3 separate regions of the Homo sapiens genome follow, and all the other regions are linked to region 3. A link is an interaction called in ENCODE POLR2A ChIA-PET data of the cell type or tissue named here. Cell type or tissue: HepG2. All regions are shown on one strand.

The links. ChIA-PET counts read pairs that join two places held together with the same protein. Peaks named below come from ENCODE experiments on the same cell type or tissue, not always from the same donor. Only the 100,000 strongest peaks of a DNase experiment are listed, where the experiment ranks them.
Region 1: POLR2A ChIA-PET joins it to region 3 with 17 read pairs; 5 of 35 experiments call an interaction of 5 or more read pairs at or near these places.
Region 2: POLR2A ChIA-PET joins it to region 3 with 24 read pairs; 8 of 35 experiments call an interaction of 5 or more read pairs at or near these places.

What each region holds. Positions count from the first base shown.
Region 1 is chr22:32,619,672-32,624,671 of GRCh38, forward strand. The region is part of intron 6 of SYN3 (synapsin III); the gene reads right to left. LOC107985545 (a long non-coding RNA gene) reads left to right here and starts at 1,857. Exons shown (of 3, transcript XR_001755504.2): 1 at 1,857-2,245; 2 at 4,282-5,000. In HepG2, no CTCF peak of the experiment used is centred here; DNase peaks (open chromatin) are centred at 310, 2,470 and 2,960; H3K4me3 peaks cover 718 bases.
Region 2 is chr22:32,526,256-32,531,255 of GRCh38, forward strand. SYN3 (synapsin III) reads right to left here. Exons shown (of 14, transcript NM_003490.4): 11 at 2,619-2,753; 12 at 1,663-1,750. Among named protein-coding and RNA genes, the nearest start is that of SYN3-AS1, 46 kb to the right of the region's middle. RefSeq lists enhancers at 2,631-3,132, 3,133-3,632. In HepG2, a CTCF peak has its summit at 2,878 (motif pointing right); a DNase peak (open chromatin) is centred at 2,926; H3K4me3 peaks cover 399 bases.
Region 3 is chr22:32,778,473-32,783,472 of GRCh38, forward strand. The region is part of intron 6 of SYN3 (synapsin III); the gene reads right to left. Among named protein-coding and RNA genes, the nearest start is that of TIMP3, 21 kb to the right of the region's middle. In HepG2, no CTCF peak of the experiment used is centred here; DNase peaks (open chromatin) are centred at 1,609, 1,749 and 2,129; H3K4me3 peaks cover 875 bases.

The sequences.
Region 1 (5,000 bases), 160 kb before region 3:
AACATGACTATGCAGTTCCTTCCACCAAGAGAAGGCATCTGTTTTCCCACCCTTTGAATCTGGGCTGGCCTTGAGACTTTCTTTGGCCAAGGCAGTGCAGCAGAAGTGTCCCAGTTCTGCCTAGGTCCCCAGAGACATTGCATGTTTCAGCTCTCTCTGGGACCCCGTAATCATTTTGTGAACTAGCCTGGGTTAGTTGGCTAGAAGATGAGAGAATACGTGGAAGAGTGCCTACTCATCTCAGATGAGAACAGCCAGGACTGGCTTACAGCCAGCTGACCTCCAAACACAGGAGAGAACCCAGCCAAGATCAGAGCTACCGACATGACCACAACTGACCACCAATGGATGAATAAGACCAGCTGAGACTAGAAGTGCCACTTAGCTGACTCATAGATTTGTGAGCAATAATACATTCTTATTATTTTAAGCCATTGAGTTTTTGGGTGGTTTGTTACACACCAATAGCTAACCGATACATAAACCTTAAAGATCTTAAATCTGGTTGGAAAAAATTTCAAACTTCTAAGATTGCCTCTAGCTTGAAAATGCCATGGTTCTTTACAAAAGAAAGGTTTAGAATATGGTGTCAAAAGTGAATGCCTTCAGGGGCTTTGAGTGAAGAGAGCCAGTGTACTCCAAAAACTTTTTTTTTAATACATATATGAATCACGAAAGGCATATTTCTCTACTTCCACAGGGAAATCTTGTGGCTTCCATTTTCCTTGAATCCTCTCAGTTTGCCTTTTGTTTCTTCACTTTTGGTATAGACAAGGTAAATAAGACATATTTTCTTTTCTCCTAACGATAAGGCCAACCAACCAGCAGCCTCAGTATGGGGGAACAACCTGGAGTGGTGGGGACTGGGGCAAAATAAGGAGCATATACCTGGTTTCAGTGGGTCAATGGTTGTCTTAAAAGAAAGAGGGCCCCAAATTGCCAGATCTTCTCAATTTTCAAGAGAACCCGGAAGCCTGCATTTTTGGATATGAACTTACCTAATTTTCAAACTTGAGTTCAAATTGTTTTAAGAAGCTTCACAACCCAAATCACTCTTTTTTTTTTTTAAACGGAATCTCACTCTGTTGCCCAGGATGGAGTGCAATGGCACTATCTCGGCTCACTGCAACCTCCGCCTCCCGGGTTCAAGGGATTCTTCTGCCTCAGCCTCCCGAGTAGCTGGGACTACAGGCACGCGCCACCAAGTCCAGCTAAGTTTTGTATTTTTAGTAGAGACAGGGTTTCACCATATTGGCCAGGCTGGTCTCGAACTCCTGACCTCATGATCCACCCACCTCGGTCTCCCAAAGTGTTGGGATTACAGGTGTGAGCCACCGCACCTGACCAACAAAACACTTTTGATGGCTGAAGTTGGTCAACAGCTAGAGACTCCTGGTGTGGACTGCTAATGCAGAAGGGTTCTGGAGCAAGAGCACATGACCATGTAAGACATTTACACCAGATCCCTCCATGCTCCCTTGGGCTCACCAGGAGAGCAGCTCCAGTCAGGGAAGTCTCCCTTTGCTGGGCCACTTGTGTTAAATGATGGTACTGCAGCTTTAGGAGGGTCAGGCAGGCTAGAACCACGCTGAGGGCCAGGTAAAGCTGGTCCTGGTAACTTTTGCCTTTTTTTTTTTTTTTTCCATTTTAGGGGCCTCGCTGACCTGTGACTTCATGATCTCATCACCCCAGTGACTTCAGGAATGAACCAGGAACGTATGCTCCAATTTTACCCCTTATTAGGCATTTTAGAGGGGATAATGATTCACTGAAAGACTGGGGCTCTAAAAGAAAAACCATCTCAGATGGAGGGTGGGCAGGACAGCTTGGATTTTGTGACTGCTGTTTACATGTGCTGTGTGGGTGCTGGTCTGCACAGGAGCCCTGGGCTTGGGGGTGAGAAAAGGCAGATCTTGCCAAGCAATGCACCTGGTGCTGGGAACTGCTTCTCGGCCTGAAGCGAGTGCTGCCTTTCCCAAATTTCCCTTACAGGGGGTGCCTTTTACCTACCTCACCCAAGGTCTCCCTATGTGCTAATCTCTATTTCAGAGAGAGGGAGAAAGACATTATGGAATCTCCTCTGTTAAGCGCTGCCTGCAGCATTTCGAAGTTAGGTAATATGGCCATTTCACAGAGGGGAAAACTGAGGCTCAGAGAAATTAAGAGACTCACTCACGTTCACCCAGCTAAGAAGTGGAAGAGCAGGCCTCCTGACTCAGATCTATGTGTCCATCCCAATGCCCAGGTGAGCCTTGCTGGGTCCCCAGAGGTGGGGCTGAGGATGGTGACAGATAGGTATAACTCCTGATATAACTCTTCTGCTTGACCTGGGCACCTCATTTCCTCCCCTACAGGAAGGGTGGAGTGAGCTCTGTAAGTACAGGCTAGGGGTGGGGAATCTGAACCCCACAAAAGGCCCTGTTTGCTTACAGTCCGCACAGCTGGGCTGGATTAGTCCAGCTTCGTAAATAGCTTTCGAAAACCAGCCGACTGGAAAAGTCCACTTTGTCCTGGAGAATGCACAAAGGCCCCACCCACATTCATCACTGTCCGCTGCCCTGTCTCCCCAACCCTGACCTCTCTATCTTGTGGCCCATCTCCACCTCCTCCTCTGGGCCTCAGTTGAAAAGAAAATTCTCAAATCCCCGTTCCCACCTCTATCAAACTCTTGAAAGACAGAACTGGAAGGAGAGGCAAGGAAAAGGAAATTCCTTTGAGGTCGAGCTGCCTGGATTTCCTTCTGCATCCTGCCTCATTTCCATGGAGCCTACCTTTATTGATTTGGGACCTGGGTCTTGAGGAAACTGGGGGCTGAATTTGGGGCCATTAGTGAAGCCCAGGGCTGCTTCCTTCCTGAGGGGCAGCTGAGGGGGAGGCCCAGCGCTGGCCTCAGAGGAGAGCAGCTGGAATGTGTTTTCTCACAGCCACACTTCGGTTAACATTCCAGAAAGTCAGAGCTGGGAGGGGCTTCCAGATTAGCAAGTCCAAAAGACTCTGACCCTGGGTTCCCTTGTTGAGCTGCAAAGGGGCTGTGGATCTCCAGAAATCGGATGCAAAAAAAAAAAAAAAAAAAAGTTTCTCTGTACTAGTGAGGAATTGGATTTTTGCAGGGAGAGGCTTCAAGCTTCGTTTTCTTAAAGGGGGCTGAGACACTCTTCCTACAAGTTAAGGACACAGGATGTTTCTAGTTTAGCTTGTGTTTTATGTAGAAGGGGAAACTGAAGCCCAGGGAGGGGACATGACATGCTCAGGGACAGAGATGTGACTGAGCTCATTTGAGAGCACAGCAGAAGTGTAGTTTAGGGGAGGGAGGGGCGAGGGAGACTTGTTCCTCCTGAACACATTTTCCGAAAGTGGGGCCTTTTCAACAGTGTCTACCACAACAGATTAGCCAAACAGCTATTTAAAAAAGGGATCAGACTTTAATGGAAGGAGCATGAAAGTGAGATTGTGAACCCCAGGGAGAGAAAGTTGTCACAGATTGTCAAAGGATAGTTTTTGCTTTTTTTTTTGTCATAGTTTTTTTTTCAATGGAGACAAGATCTCACTCTGTTGTTCAGGCTGGACAGCTGGGGCATGATCATTACTCACTTCAGTCTTAAACTCCTGGGCTCAAGTGATCCTCCTGCCTTGGTCTCCGTAGTAGGCCAAGGGACTACAGATGCATGCCATCACAGCTGGCTACTATTTTATGTTTTATTTTTTGTAGTGATGGGGTCTCATTATGTTGCTCAGGCTGGCCTTGAACCCCTGAGCTCAAGTGATCCTCCCATCTCGGCCTCCCAAAGCACTGGGATTACAGGTATGAGCCACTATGCCTGGCCAAGTTTTTGAAAATATGTATTGTGCACTTCCAGCAATCAATGGCGGTCTTCCCATAACCCCAACCTGCCTGCCCTGCCTGGCCTGCAGGCCTAGCTGGCAAACCTGGATATGCTCCTGGATCCCTGGAATCCAGACGTGCCACTTCCCACTCCATTCCTCTCCTTGCCATTCATTCAGCCAATATTTATTGATTTCTTTAACTCTGTATGAGATGTTGTGGATACAGTGGTGAACAAAACTCCATCTTCATAGGACTTATTCAAATTGAGGAAACTGATGGCATTTTTCTAATAATAAGAGGGGACTTGGGTCCAGGGTGGGGTGGCTGAACTCTGTCGGAAAAACGCTTCTCTGTGAGTGCCGAGGTGTCCCCTCCCACCATAAAAGAGGGTTCTGACGGGAATCGAGGACACCAATGCCCATTTGTTTCAGATTCGACATTCTCCATCTTGACAGGGTCCCCAAGGTTCTCCTGAGTCCAAGGACACCGCTGCCTCCCAGCTCATAACAAACGATGCTCACAAGCATGCCAGCCCTCTCCTTCTATGAGGCAATCCTCGGAGGCCCTTGCCAAGATCAACTGTTTGGACTTCTGCCTTGAAAACTGATCCTCTTCCGAGTCCGGTTATTGCTTTTCTGAAACATGGGGACAGTGACATCATCGCTCCCTCCCTGGCTTGGGGATTTGGTGGTCAGCATGAAGTCAGGGTTTGGAACGGTGCCTGTTCTCTGCCAATGCCCAGGGAGGCCTGGGTTGGGGGCTCTGGAGTGAATTGGGCTTGCTGGGGAAGTCCCCAGAGGCTGGGTGGGGGGTCACTTTCAAACCTGTTGCCAGCATCTGGGTCTGCCTTGCAGTCCCCAGGATGAGCAGCATTCTGAGGAGGGCTGAACTGATGGTCGGTGGATACACACCTGCCCGGTCATACCCATTGTCAGGCTATTGAAATACTTTCATCTCATTGGTAGTCATTTACCGGGAAGACTTCCTGCCACCTTAGCTGTACTGGCTTCTCCCCTGGGCCACCTCTCCATAACTCCTACCATCTAACACCTGTAGGGACCTGTCCAACAGTACTCTGATTGTTGGTGCCCTGCACCACACCCATGGATAAAGATTTCGGCGATGACTCCAGGATCGGAGTGGAGCTGTGAGAACTTGGGCTGGGCCTTTGGTC
Region 2 (5,000 bases), 250 kb before region 3:
GGTATGTCTGTACACAGTTGTGTACAATTATACAATTTCCCTTTTCTTAAAAATATCTCCTGCTTTTCCAGAAGGAGAAACACAAACAAGAAAAATGAATGGGACATTTTATCTAAGACCTGTGGAAGAGGAAGCCATTTGGTGGCCAAGGTTGACTTTTTTTCACAAAGTAATGAATCTGTTGCTTTTAATAATAGTGACTGGGAAGGCCACAACATGATAGTAATGCCTTCTTTCTGATATATATATATAATTTATTTATTTTATTTTGTTTTTTTGAGATGGAATCTCCCTCTATCGCCCAGGGTGGAGTGCAGTGGCGCAATCTCGGCTCACTGCAACCTCCGCCTCCTGGGTTCAAGCGATTCTCCTGCCTCAGCCTCCCGAGTAGCTGGGATTACAGGTGCACACCACCACCACATCTGGCTAGTTTTTTTGTATTTTTAGTACTGATGGGGTTTCACCATATTGGCTAGGCTGGTCTCGAACTCCTGACCTCGTGATCCGCCCGCCTCGGCCTCCCAAAGTGCTGGGATTACAGGCCTGAGCTACCGCGCCCGGCCTCTGATAGGTTTTTAAGAAGATCCTTAAAAGATTGCAGCGAGACTGCCTGCTTTGGTTTCTTGGTGCACAGGTGCTCTGAAGCTCCATGCTGGTGCCAGAGCGAGTGTGCCCAGGAGGTTTTGATTGCAAGAGAGGATACGGGGCGGATTTCTCTCAAGACTGCATGCAAGAATATCAGAGCAGCTGATATTCTTTGAGAAAGTTAGTTAGCCATTGCCCTGATTGCTTTTCATCTTTTTACAATAGTTTGTCCATTCTCTAATAAGTGGTGGAATGTAGTAATGCTGGAATATATTTGAGGAGGAATTTCAATGGCCAAGGTTTTATAGATGATCTTCCCTTTTTCTATCTTTCTTACTCTAGCTGGTCGACTCACAAATCTATCATCAGGCACCACTCATTGAAATGAATAAACACTTCCTAGGTTTGAAAGGTCTGAAAGGCCAGACTTGTAAATCTACCATTTTCTGCCTCCTTGGGCAAAGCCTCAACTTTTACCTCGCAGTAGAAAGGCTCACGCCTGTAATCCCAGCACTTTGGGAGGCTGAGGTGGGCGGATCACCTGAGGTCAGGAATTTGAGACCAGCCTGGCCAACATGGTGAAACCCCATCTCTACTAATACTACAAAAATTAGCTGGGCGTGGCGGTGTGCACCTGTAATCCCAGCTACTCAGGAGGCTGAGGCAGGAGAATCACTTGAACCTGGGAGGTGGAGGATGCAGTGAGCCGAGATCGCACCACTGCACTCCAGCCTGGCGACAGAGCAAGACTCTGTCTCAAAAGAAAAAAAAAAAAAAGGAAATAATGACATTTTCACTGCAGGACGGCTGGGAAAATAAAAGTGAGAAAATAGGTGGGACATTCCCTGGCACAGTGCTTGGTGCATATTAGGTTCTTAATAAATTAACCTTCTATTTCCCTTCTCCTTTCTTGACTTTTTAAAGAGTTTGACCAACCCCATAGTCTCATTCATTCTGTGGATAAAGTATTCAGGTGCATTTTCCCAGAGCCCCTTGTGGGAATCACATGTGGATCCCTCGGTGCATTTCAGCACCCTCACTGCATGCTTTCTTGCAGTGGCTCGTCCTGGGTCATACCTTGCGGAGGTGGGCGTGGCTGGGGCTGGCCTAGCTGAGGCCCCAGCTGGGCTTGCCCTGGGGATTTCGCTGATTTAATCTGTGGAGCCTAGAGCAGAAGAGAAAAGAAGCCTGTTGGTATCACCACAGCCCTTTACTTCCTGGGTGAGAGGGCAGCATTTATGAAGATCTTTTTATCATTGAGAAGAGACTCTTACACATAAAGTGTACAGTTCTGGAGTATACAGTGTAGTGAAGTTCTATATGTGTATACGTCGGTGTAACCACTGCCCAGATCAAAACAGAGGGCATTCTCTGCGATAAAGCCTGCCCCGTGCCCCTTCCCAGCCAGCAGCCCCGTCAGTATAATAACTACGATTCTGATGTTTGTTATCATAGATTACTTTCTGTGGGGAAATCTGGGGTGGGAGGTGGAAGTTTGGGGACTTGCTTTTACATAAAGCTGGGGAGCTGGCAAATTCTTTGGAGAGCAGTCTGGTAATCCATGGTGGGAACTGTGGAGGGGAGGAGCGACGTGGGAGCTCATCGAGGTTGGGGAAAATGGGAGACACAATAGCGTCCATTGACTGGTTCCCTGGGAGCACACAGAGGGCTTGTGTGTCCATATGCTCTCGCACACGCACGCACACACATCCTGCTCAGGCCCAGCACCGAGGGCACAGAAGGGACAGCAGTCGATCATCTCTGCCCACAGTGCCCAAAGGCCATTTGAGACAAGATTGTTCTCCCCAGGATGGTGAAGAAGGGAAGGGGCCTCTGAAAGCCTCCTCAATTCACTTACTGGGGCAGGCTGTGAAAGCTCTCCCCAATGTCTGGCCTTCGTCCACACCCCCATTCCTTCTCCCCAAGGTGGTTTCTTCCTGGGGGTATCCCCTTTGGATCCAGGGGCTCCCCATTTCCAGACAGCCTGGCATTTCTCATGGCTATAAAGTCTCCTTTGATCGTGAGGGTCTTACCCAAGGTCTGAGGGGGGAGGGCGCTGTGCCTCCTGGCATCGGGAGCTGGCTCATTTTGGAGACAACAAGGTCGGCCATCAGCTGTCTGTCCTCTTCCACATGCTCTCCAATCAGCGGCATTGAGCTGTCCATTACCTGTGGGGAGGAAGGGAGAGCTGAGGGACCCCCATGCCAGGAGAGATGGCGGTTGGGCATCACATCCCAGAAGTGGGGGCTCAGGGCTCAGGACAGAAGTGACCACCAGATGGCGATGTCCTCCATGCAAATCACCTCCAGCTGGGACTGGCCGGCAGCGACATCAGTTCCCTTCGGTTCAGTCTAAACCACTCCCTGGAGGTAGTTCAATTCGGCCCACGTTTGCTGGATGACAGCAATGCGACAAGGGCCAGGGAGCCTCTGCCGACCTTTTCTGTGCTTTTCTTTGGGGAGCCGCTCTCCGCCCCCTCCTTTCTCACCCTGGCCCCCTCCCAGGGTCGGGGCTGGCCACCTCTCCTTTGGCCCCAGGTCAAGGCTGCTTTCCACAAAGCAGAAACAGTAAAGGTGGGGGCTTGATCATGACAAAAATATGACGCGGGCTGGAGTTGACCCAGGGTTCAGAGGAAAGAGGGAAGAGGAAAGGCCTGTTTTCCGAGGCCCTGGCAAAACACAGGCGGGAGGGAAAAGCATTCCACAGGGAGCTGGGCTGTTCTCAAAGTGCTTCTATCGGGAGGAACCTGAGGGATCCGAGTTTCCCCTTCTGCTGTTTTTACAAATAGAGCAACTGAGGCCCAGAGATGGGAGGGGACTTGCCCAAGGTCACACAGGCCAATGCTCCACGTGATTCCCTGGGCATGGGAAGCTATGGGAGATCTGGAAGGGGTGTCTGTCAGGCCTTGGCGCATCTGCGGAACAGCTGGCCGCGTCACCCTCTCTGCTCCACTGCAGGAGTCGGCGGCCTGCATTCACCCACGCCACCCCATCAGACTCACCGTCTTGTCTCCCCTGTTCCCACGCTCTGGACATATTAGGTTTTCTCTCTCCTCCAGGTTCTTATGTAATCCCTCTACCCACTCCTTACCTGGCCAACTCCTTTCATCCAACAGGGAACAGCTAACTAGGTCTTCCTCCAGGAAGCCCTCTCTGATAGTGCAAGCTCTGACGAGCCACCTGACAACTGTATCCTGCCGTTCTCACCTGGTTTCACACGGGACAGCTTATCCACGGCACTGTCACCCCTTGCTTACTATGTCTCCACCACCAGACTGGGAGCCCCCAAGGTTAGGAATGGGCCCCGTGTCCTGCTAAGCAGGTGTGCCCTCCACAGACACCTGTTTAGTGGAGGAATAAGACGCCCTTGTGATAAGCCCGGCTCATAAGGATAAGGATACTAAGAAGCGCCGTATTTTATGGGGCATTTCCTACGTGCTACGCTCTATTCTAAGCATTGGGTGTGGAGGATCTCTCATAAACCTCAGAATAGCTCTTTGAGGCAGTACTATTATCCTCATTGTAATCAAGAGGAAGCAGAGGGTCAAAGAAGTGGCAAGGTCAAGGACACAGCACTGGCAACCCACGGTCCTCCCACTGCATCAGGCTAATTCCCACCAAGCACTGGAACAGCACACCAGGGTAGGAACTGAGAAGAGGGAACCTGGGTTCCAGGCTTGGCTTCTGCTGTGTATTTGCTCTGTGATCTTGGGCAAGTTTCTTTTCCTCTACGGGCCTATTTTTTTTTTTTTTTTTCTCAACAGTGAACTGAGGGATCTGGGCAGCTGCTAAGACCCTTCCAGCTGGGACTTGTAGGGATCTGTGAGTTTAAGCACCCACTTTGATTAGGAAACTGAAAAGCTAGCTTAAGAATGTGAATACTGGCTGGGCGCGGTGGCTCACGCCTGTAATCCCAGCACTTTGGGAGGCCGGGGCGGGCGGATCACGAGGTCAGGAGATTGAGACCATCCTGGCCAACACGGTGAAACCCCGTCTCTACTAAAAATACAAAAAAAATTAGCCGGGCGTGGTGGCAGGTGCCTGTAATCCCAGCTACTCGGGAGGCTGAGGCAGGAGAATCGCTTGAACCTGGGAGTGTCGGAGGTTGCAGTGAGCCAAGTTGCTCTATTTGTAAGAAGAGCAGAAGGGGAAACTAGGATCCCTCAGGCTCCTCCCCATAGAAGCACTTTGAGAATAGCCCAGCTCCCTGTGGAACGCGTTTCCCTCCCGCCTGGGTTTTGCCAGGGCCCCGGAAAACAGGCCTTTCCTCTTCCCTCTTTCCCCTGGCGACAGAATGAGACCCCGTCTCAAAAAAAAAAAAAAAAAAAAAAAAAAAAAAGAATGTGAGTACTGCTTCTAGCAGGGTCCTGAGCTCTGCGCAGGTCGTACCTGGGACTGAGGCCTCCTGGATCCCAG
Region 3 (5,000 bases):
TAGTAGAGATGGAGTTTCACCATGTTAGCCAGGCTGGTCTCGAACTCCTGACCTTGTGATCCACACACCTTGGCCTCCCAAAGTGCTGGGATTACAGATGTGAGCCACCGCACCCGGCCAAGACTGCATTTTTTTAATCTCCTGTTTCCATCACAACACAATGACGGATGATATTCCCATGGGAGCCAGTATCAGGGTTTACGCTGAGTGAAGCGGAATCCCTAGGACTTGCATTTAACTGCAGCGTCACCGAAGAAAGTGCGTCAAAATGCAAGCAAAAGAGGATGACATTATTTTGAAGACAACCTTCAACATACCTTAATTTGTTTCTTAATAAGAAAGCAACACACAAACTCCAGGACTTTTACTATCAATAATAAAAACTGATTTGTAACACTTTGCTCCAAATAAATGAATATACCATTGTATTGGGTACTTCTCATTTCCTTTATTAATTTATTCCATAAATATTTATTGAGCACCTCTTACGTGCCCAGCTTGCCTTAGGCACTGGGGTTAGAACGATGGCTCAAGACAGACATAGTCCCTACCTTCATACTACTAGTGAGGAAGGCTGACATTAATCAAATAATCATCCAAATGAATGTAAAATGTAATGTAAATCCAAATGAATGTAAAATGTGATGTGTGGCCACAGAGGATTGATAGGAATGGTGAATGATGGATTTAAAATATGAAGCAACCAGCCGGGCATGGTGGCTCACGCCTGTAATCTCAGCACTTTGGGAGGCCGAGGTGGGTGGATCACTTGAGGTCAGGAGTTTGAGACCAGCCTGGACAACATGGCAAAAACCCATCTCTACTAAAAATACACAAATTAGCCGGGCATGATGGTACACGCCTGCAGTCCCAGCTACTCAGGAGGCTGAGGCAGGACAATCACTTGAACCTGGGAGGCGGAGGTTGCAGTGAGCCGAGATGGCGCCACTGCACTCCAGCCTGGGCAACAGCGTGAGATTCTGTCTCGAAAAACAAAAACAAACAAACAAATCTATGAAGCAACCATACAAGAGACATCACTAGTCACCCCTCATTAAGTTTCTTCCACAAACCAGATTGTCTCATTTAATCTTCGCTGCAACTCTCCGAAGCGGGCATTATTATTCCCACTTTACAAGAGAGGAAACCTTGGCTCTGAGCAGTGTAATGACTTACCCAGGGGCACTCAGCTGGCTAGTTGCAGAGCTGGGAATCAAACCCAAGCTGTGCTTTTCTCCCAAATGCCCAGTCTCCCCAGGGGATGCATGAATAGGAAAAACAGGACCTTACGTACTTTGCAGGTTACTACCGTGATGTCCTTGCTAGCGACTCCTCCACGCTTTAGTACCATCAAGGGTCCAGGTTGGGCAAGTACTCGAACCTCCATTCTGCCCTGGGATAACCTGGGCAGAAAAGCCAAACACAGCAGGGGAGCAGGAACAAAGCGCTCCCTTTTATGGTGAGGCGGTGCAAACCTCTGCATCTGCCTCCAGGCCTTGCCAAGGCCCACAGAGAAATGGCCTGCCCTAAAGATTGCAGTGAGCTGAGATTGCGCCACTGCACTCCAGCCTGGGTGACAGAGTGAGATTCTGTCTCAAAAAAAAAAAGAGAGAGAAAAAAAGAGAAAAAAAACAGAAATGGCCTGCCCTGACTGAGCCCGAAGCCTTCTGCCCTGATCTCTGCTTTTCTTTGTGTACCTGTCTGGTTACAAAGGAAGCAGCTGCCAGCTCACTGGTGTGGGACGCCATGTCTGGTCTGTGCTTTGCTGAACTGTGCTGGAATTTCACGGGCTGAAGCTGGCCCTGGGGGGTGCCGGGAGGTGAATGAGAGAAGTGTCTCAGGAGTGTTGTTCTGGGGGCTAAAATTACAGGTGATCGGACAACTGCTGTAGGAGATGGAGACAGAGCAGCACCTGAGTTGACTCTAAAACCAGAGGGCCTCTGTGCAGTGCGCTGTTGGCCGCTCTGGTTTCCTTTTCGCATCTCTGCAGCCCTTGGTATTTTCTACCTGTGTTATCAGAGAATCTCTGGCTGAGGACCCTGGAAATTTCTGCCCCCATCTCCACCCTTGGAAGCCTTTCCACAAAGAGCTTTGTAATTCACCAGGTGCCTTGCATATGGGAGGGATTACACCTTGACCTCAAATATTTGCTGTTTTCGTCACTGGCTCAGAGCCTGGGCACTGAAATAACACTGCATGGTTGGAATCCTGGCTCCCTGACTTACCAGCTGCATGACCTTGGACAATCTACTGAACTTCCTGTGCCTTAGTTTCTTTATCCTTAAAATGGAGGTAATAATAATATTAACCACAATGTAGGCTTGTTATTATAAGGATTAAATGATTTCATGTAGGTAAGGCACTTAGCAGTACCCAGCGTAATAAGCACTTAATGAGAGCAACTTGGTATTATTGCCTGCCTGCCTGCCTGCCTTCCTTGCTTCCTTCCTTCCTTCCTTCCTTTCCTTCCTTCCTTCCTTCCTTCCTTCCTTCCTTCCTTCCTTCCCTCCTTCCTTCCTCTCTCTCACCCCCTTCTTTCTTTCTTTCTCTCTCTCTTTTTTCTTTCTTTCCCCTCCCTCCCTCCCTCCCTTCCTCCCTCCCTCCCTTCCATCCTCCCTTCCTCCCTTCTTCCTTCTCTGCATCCCTCCTTTCAATAAACAAATCCTTTTAAATTGTATAAAGCCCTGGAACTACCAAGACCTGCAAGGCTCAATAGCTCGTAGTCTTGTCCAAGGTTCCACAGACAGAAAATGGACTCACTGGGAAGTGCCATCTTTTAGGAATTCACTCTTATCTGACTCCTCCATCATCCTCCCTCTCACCCTCATGGTGCCTAGCATAGTACCTTATAGAACAAGTACATCCTCAATAAATCCCTGAGAGCCTGAATAGATGATGGTGGTTAAGGACACAAAGCTTAGGGAGCAAGGCTATGTGGGTTTAAATCCTGACTCTATCACCAATAGGCTACATGGCCTTGGACGAGTTACCTAACCTCTCTGGGTTTCAGTTTTCCCCACCTATAAATTGGCATTACGATAATGCACTTACCCCACAGGGCTGGGCTCAGGCTTAAAGGAATTAATAATAAAATGTTTATATCAGTGCTTGGCACATAGTAGGTGTTACTTAGGTGTTTGCTATTATTATTATATTAGCAAACACCTAAGGAGGTGTTACTTAGGTGTTTGCTAATATTATTATTATTATTAATATTATTATTATTATTGTTGTTGTTGTTGATTGGCTGAGCTAGGGCTGAGACACAATTGCTATTTGAGAGTCTCCCAGTTCATTTTCTGATACTTTTCTCCTCCAGGACTGCCTTAGGATTCTTGGGCACAGAGAATTGGATTACTGAGTAGATTTACAGCAGACTATGCTTCTCCTCCTCCTTTTTCATTCTCTTACAAAACAGTTTTCTTTTTTAAACAGAACAGACAAGCAATGTCAAAGATTTCTTATTTCGCAATGAAGTTTTCCTTCCATGTGTTCTCCTCTTTCTATCTTCTCAGAAGGTTGTTTTTTCCCCTTCAGAACTTTTTTTCTGAAGGAAAATTCCATAGTAAGAAGGAAACAAAATAAGTTTCAGGCTCTGTAATTTTTTTTTTTTTTTGACAAAGTTTCACCTTGTCGCCCAGGCTGGAGTGCAATGGCATGATCTCGGCTCACTGCAAACTCTGCCTCCTGGTTTCAAGCGATTCTCTTGCCTCAGCCTCCCAAGTAGCTGGGATTACAGGCGGGTGCCACCACGCTCGGCTAATTTTGTATTTTTAATAGAGACGGGGTTTTACCATGTTGGTCAGGCTGGTCTCAAACTCATGACCTCAGGTGATCCACCCACCTTGGCCTCCCAAAGTCCTGGGATTACAGGCGTGTGCCACCACGCCCAGCTAATTTTGTATTTTTAGTAGACATGGGGCTTCACCATGATGACCAGGCTGGTCTCAAACTCCTGATCTCAGGTAATCCACCCACCTTGGCCTCCCAAGGTGTTGGGATTACAGGTAAGATCTACCACGCCTGGCCAGGCCTTGTAATTCTTTTTTTTTTTTTTTTTTTTGAGACAGAGTCTCGTACTGTCTCCTGGGCTGGAGTGCAATGGCATGATCTCAGCTCACTGCAACCTCCACCTCCTAGGTTCAAGTGATTCTTCCACCTCAGTTTCCCGAGTAGCTGGGACCACAGGCGCACACCACCACAGCCGGCTAATTTTTTGTATTTTTAGTAGAGATGGGGTTGCACCATGTTAGCCAGGATGGCCTCCATCTCCTGACCTCATGATCCGCCCGCGTCAGCCTCCTAAAGTGCTGGGATTACAGGCGTGAGCCACCGTGCCCAGCCCAGGCCTTGTAATTGTAGCAGAGGATTTGGCTTCCCTCAGCCTATGGATCTGCGCCCTGAAGGATGAACAGGAATTAGTGAAGCAATTCTCTATTGAGAAGGAGCAATTCTCTATTGAGAAGCAACTCTCTATTGAGAGGAGTTAGTTAAGCACTTCTCATTGAAGCTTCCCAGAGAGTAGTGAGACCAGAACCTGTTATTCCCATTAAACGGTATGGGAATTGAAGATCTGGGGAAGCCAGGTACTTAATCTTAGTCCACAGCAGAGAACTAAGCTCAATGACCCCCTTCTTATCTTTACTTAGCTTCTCGGACAGTCACTAAGACCGGGTTTCTCCTGTGCTTCCTCTCTTGATGCAGGTTTATATTGCCTGGATGCCTGACTTGGAAGTTCATGGTACAGTTCAGGGCCTTGAAACAGGTGAGTATGACAAATAACAGACCTGTGGCCTCAGTTGGAGAGACAATACAGAAGGCTGTCCACTGGGACGGGTTGGAGTACACTTGCTTCATCTAACCTGGACAGCATCTTCTAAGCCCCTGCTAAGTAATTCCTTGCAATGTGGGCCCGGAGCTTCTGGTTTTTCAGGAGAAGCTGGAAACTGGAATTACTGAAAATCTGAATTTTTCTGAAAGTTTGTGAATTACATTTTAAA